Regions from separate parts of the Homo sapiens genome. Here region 1 is linked to region 2. Evidence: chromatin loops called from intact Hi-C (ENCODE). Cell type or tissue: mucosa of descending colon. All regions are shown on one strand.

What was found. Peaks named below come from ENCODE experiments on the same cell type or tissue, not always from the same donor. Only the 100,000 strongest peaks of a DNase experiment are listed, where the experiment ranks them.
Region 1: a loop joins it to region 2, with 2.5 times the contacts of the local background. A loop is called at or near these places in 72 of 110 quality-filtered maps.

Annotation. Positions count from the first base shown.
Region 1 is chr3:127,815,311-127,817,810 of GRCh38, forward strand. The region is part of intron 2 of MGLL (monoglyceride lipase); the gene reads right to left. Among named protein-coding and RNA genes, the nearest start is that of MGLL, 6.0 kb to the right of the region's middle. RefSeq lists an enhancer at 2,037-2,500. In mucosa of descending colon, no CTCF peak of the experiment used is centred here; DNase peaks (open chromatin) are centred at 591, 905, 1,211 and 1,708.
Region 2 is chr3:127,696,061-127,698,560 of GRCh38, forward strand. The region is part of intron 6 of MGLL (monoglyceride lipase); the gene reads right to left. Among named protein-coding and RNA genes, the nearest start is that of ABTB1, 24 kb to the left of the region's middle. In mucosa of descending colon, no CTCF peak of the experiment used is centred here; DNase peaks (open chromatin) are centred at 11, 1,131, 1,593 and 2,001.

The DNA.
Region 1 (2,500 bases), 120 kb after region 2:
AATACATTAAAGGTGTGTGCTGTGAAGGAGAATCCCACATTCCCACACCCTCAATAACACCAGCTCCTTCTGCCATCACTCCAGAGACACCTGGGAGTCACCCTCCTTCTCCCTCTGCTGCCCATGCATCCTCAGGTACAGTCCATGTTCATCTCTCCATCTCCTGCTAACACGCGGTGCTACGTCTTTGCCATGACGCGGCCTTCTTTGCCTTGCGCCTATATTACTATGAACCTCTCCATCTAGCTGGTTATTTGGATACAAAGCTGGGGCCCCTACACCCACCCTTTGGCTCATGCTTTTGTGTTTGGGTCCTCTCCCCCACGTGCCCTTTCCGAGGGTGGAACACCATCCAGGACACAGGACAGAAGGGCAAGTAGGAGCTGCGACCCAGCCCACACTCTGCTCACCAACTCATGGGGCAGCCTCTGCCCAGTGGGCACCTCTGTCTAATTTGCACAAAGGCTCTGCGTGGCATAGCAGCAGCCCTGCCTCTAGGTCCTGGCTGCATCATATTATAATTATCCGTGTGTTGGTCCATCCCACCCCTTCATCAGATGCATGATCTTTGCCACCCTTTCCCCACCCTGGCGCCCAAGGACCATGTAGACGTCAATAAGGAAGTATTTGCTGAATGAATCGCTGCTTTGGATCCTGGGAGAGGAGAGCAAGGAGCCGTATGGGGTAGCCACAGAGCTGCATGCGAGGGGCGCTGAGCAGGAGCCAGGCCGTCCTCACCCCTGCAGAGACTGACAGAGTGGGGTTCAAAATGGCCACTTGAAGGGACAATAAGCTGTGTGATTTAGCTGACCCCAGGGAGCATCTGCGCTAAACCAGCTGGCTGGTGATGCGGGAACACCTAGTCGCAGGTGGCGTGAGTTCAGAAGGGCTACAGGGTTCAGCAGCTGCGGCCTGGGGAGATGGAAATTCACACTCCCTTCTACACTCAAAGATGAAAACAGGACCTGCAGAAGGTTTCCTGGAACACTGAACAAACACCCAAAGCAGGGGGTGGGGGAAAGAAAGCACTCAACAGCCGGCTGACAACCTGATTAGAAAACCTAAGGGCGGGGAAGGAAAAGCCAGTCCCACCTTTGAGGACAAAGTCTCAGGAAGGCCGTGGGGATGGAATTATGTGCAAGCAAATGGTGAAAATTGTTCACCTCCGGATGGATCCAGATGGCTGGGAGGGGCCCTTATTTCCCAGAGCCACAGGTGCCACACCCGTGTCTGGCTGGGGGCTGATGTGAGGAGGATATTACGAGGACGCAAGAAGGGGGGATGTTCTCTATCACTTAAATCTACCCAGGCCTCAGGGCATGGCCTCTCCTCCAGGTAAACTGGCATAGATGGGGGAAGTGCCCGAGGATGGCACTGCCCATTGCTGTAGACACACACAGAGAGTGAAGGCTTCATGGAGAAAGGGGTCAACATGGGCCTAGAACGGGAGGGCTGTGATGGGGACCATCACTGAGCCCCACTCCCGGGAGCAAGGGAAGGAACTGCAGGAGGGAGGAGCCCTGTCTTATTGGTTCTAGATCCACTGAAAGCGGCCACAGTTCTGAGGACTTGGGCAGGTTCCAGAAACAATGCCAAATCTCCCTTGCTAGTCCATCCACGGCCTGTGTTCCCCTTGCAGCACCTAGCTCCATGTCACCGACGGGAAAATCCTGAAAACCATGCAGGCTGCACCCTGGCCCCGAGGCAGCTCAGACCGGTGGAGCTGGCCAGGTGGGAGAGGAGGGAGCCATGGTGAGGGGTGACTACAAAGTTCCTGGAGAGAAAAGCCACGTGACCGAGGTCTGAGGCAAGAAAGGACTAGAAGGCAAGGCCAGTAAGGTTCAGAGAAAGGGCTTATGTTCCAGAAGGTCTCCATAAATGCAGGGGAATTTGGAACAAAATGCTAAACAGAGATTTAAAGGAGGAGGCACTTACTGGAGGTGTGAGGGCAGGGCTCTGGAGGAAGTGGGGAGGGCTGGCCTCCCAGTCGTGTGTCTTGGGACATCAGCGAGGGAGGGACAATCACACTTTAAGCCAGTTCCTTCAATACACCAGTTTTTATCATCATAACAGAAGCTACAGAAAAGAAAGTGGGCCAGCTCTCCAGAGTTGAGGGGCTGCCAGGAAGGCCAAGTGGCATGAGCCGGTGGATGGACTAGCACTGAGGAAAGATGAGAGTGAGATGTGTCCACTCGGTAACCCTCTACTCAGCACCTCCTTCATGCCGGGCCTTGCAGATGAACAGCAAATATGGTCTGCTCCATGCCTTGAACTCACTGCCTGGCAGGGGTCAGAGTTGTACAATCATATAATTACAGCCTGCTCTCCAGCCTTCCTGGTCATCCAGTGTCAAATGAGGATATTTTTGGAGTCTAAGTCATCATATTGCACAATGTTTTCAGACCGCACCCTTCCCTCACCTGAGCTCATGGGTAAGGAATTCTCACAGTTAACTTCTAGACGTCTTTCTATGGACTGAGAGCCACTTGGTTGGCTGAAT
Region 2 (2,500 bases):
GCTGGGGTGGGCTCGGCCTCCGTGCCCCTCAGGGCTACACAGGGTGGTCAGACGCCCTGACAGGCTGTGCCCAAGGCCAACTCTCCCCCTCTACGGGATGTGGGTCCTCTCTCCTCAACCACCACCCTGTGGATCTTGCCTTTCAAGGGGCTGCTCTCTCCCCTGTCCTTGCTCTCCCTGGCCTGTCTGGGTTTCTGGCTTCACTCTTCCTGCCTCCATAAAGACAGCTCAGGCTCCACTGCCCTGATCTCTCTAGCATCTGCCCTACAGGATCGGGGAGAAGTTTCTAGGAATCTCTCAGGCCCATAGAGGGCAGGAGTGAGCCCCTGATGCTTCTTTTTTTTTTTTTTTTTTTTTTTTTTTTTTTTTTTGAGACGGAGTCTCCCTCTGTCACCCAGGCTGGAGTGCAGTGATACGATCTTGGCTCGCTGCAGCCTCTGCCTCCAGGGTTCAAGTGATTCTGCTACCTCAGCTTCCCAGGTAGCTGGGATTATAGGCGCCGGCCATCACACCCAGCTAATTTTTGTATTTTTAGTACAGACGGGGTTTTGCCATGTTGGTCAGGCTGGTCTCAAACTCCTGACCTCAGGTGATCCACCCGCCTCGGCCTCCCAAAGTGCTGGGATTATAGGCATGAGCTACCGCGCCCGGCCCCATGATGCTTCTTCATTCATGTTTGTCATCCTTGCCAGTGGGTTCTTGGTGGGTTGGGGAGGGGCCACGTGGTGAGGACTGGGTGAGGGTCAGAGAGCATGTGGGGACGAGGAAGGAACATGCTGCCAGCTGCTCCCCGGGCAACCAGGGTGCCCACTGTGCTAGGACTCAGCATTTCCAAGAACTGAGCTACACCCCTTCTGCTGCCACCCCTACAAGGCCTCGGCCAGAATTCTGGACCACACCAAGTGGGAGAGGCTGTCCTGCAGTCACCCCTGCCATCCCTGGATTCCTTCCCATGCTGGGGACTGAGCACCAAAAACCAGACCATTTGTGTAAATCCACACGAGACAGATTAGCCACTTCCTGCAGCTGAGCTGGCATGAGTCCTGCTGGGCCGGGCCATCTGCTCGGAGCCTGAGAGGACACGGGACTGGCAGGGCAGTTCATGGGGGCCCATGGCCAGGCCCAACCACAGGGGGTGCTTCCCCAGGGTCAGCCAGGAGCCCTGAGGGAAGGAGGGCTGTAGGGCCCGCAAAAGAGCCTGGGGCTTGGAGTCACCAACAGCAGCGCCATCTACCAGCCTGTGCAGGGCTGCGACATGCAGGGTCTCATTGAGTAATAAAAGTAATAATAGCTACATCTGAGCTCTGGCTGTCTGCCCGGCACTAAGTGTTTTTGCATGCAGTAACTCACTGGGCCTCCATAACTCCCCTGTATGAGGAATTGCTCTCATTCTCTCCACTACACAGAGGAGGAAACTAAGGCACAGAGAGGCTTGTCAACCTGCCTGCTGTTAGTTGCCCCAATTCTTGTTCTGCCCTACAGAACCTTGATGTTTCCTTCGGTACACAACTGCTCAGAATAGAGACTACATTTCCCAGTCTCCCTTGCAGCTAGGTGTGGTCACATGACCACGTTCTGGCCAATAGAAAGCAGGCAGGGGCTGTGTGCACATTCTGGGTTGACGGCTTATTTTCTCCTTGCCCCACAGAAAGAGTCAGGGCCGTGTGGACAAGGTTCGCCCCTGGAAGCTAGAGCAACAAGATGGGTGTCCTGATGCCAAGAAGTCACCCCCTCTCTTGGTTAAGCTGCTGTTGTTGGGGGTATGGGTTCCAGCAGGCTGGCGGTGCCCTGGGCTGGGCCACCACCCCATCCCATGCTGTCTCCAGGGCTCCCATGGGACCTGTGGGGTGGGGGCCACACCCTCGCCCCTGTTGCTAGCGATGTCTTACAACCACCTTCTTCCTGCAGCAGGCCTGCTGCTTTGCCCCGCTGACCCCAAGTGTCCTGGGCACAGCAGGCGCTCGGGGACTCTGCTTCTGAGTTTAATTGCACTGACGGCCCAAGCGGCTTCCTGCTCTTGGCTTCGTTTTCCATGTCTTGATCACGTAGGCCCTGTTTACACAATGGCCTATTCTGGGCCTGGGGCCCAGCCACCAGATGTGTCAGAGAAAGAGCAGGCCCCTGATGTGAACCACAGCCTGGACCGGAGGTGAGGGGCAGAGGGAAACTGGGACCAGGAGGTTGGGGAGGGCTGTACCACATGGGGAGACTGAGGCACAGAGGGGCCAAACCCTCCCCTCAAGTGGCAGTTCTGGCACAAGCACAATGGCCTTGATTTTTTGACAGCTTAAGATCTCAATCCACCAAAAGTCCTAGGAATGTGGCTTGTGGCTCCCAGGAAGGAGATAGCCAGGCCCCTTCCTCCCAAACCAGGCCCAAGCCCAGAACATGAGCCCATTCATTCAATAGGGACCAGAGTCAGTCCCCAAATATTCCACACTGCATGATTCCACTGATGTAATGTTCTTCACGTGACAAAACTAGAGAAACAGAGACCAGA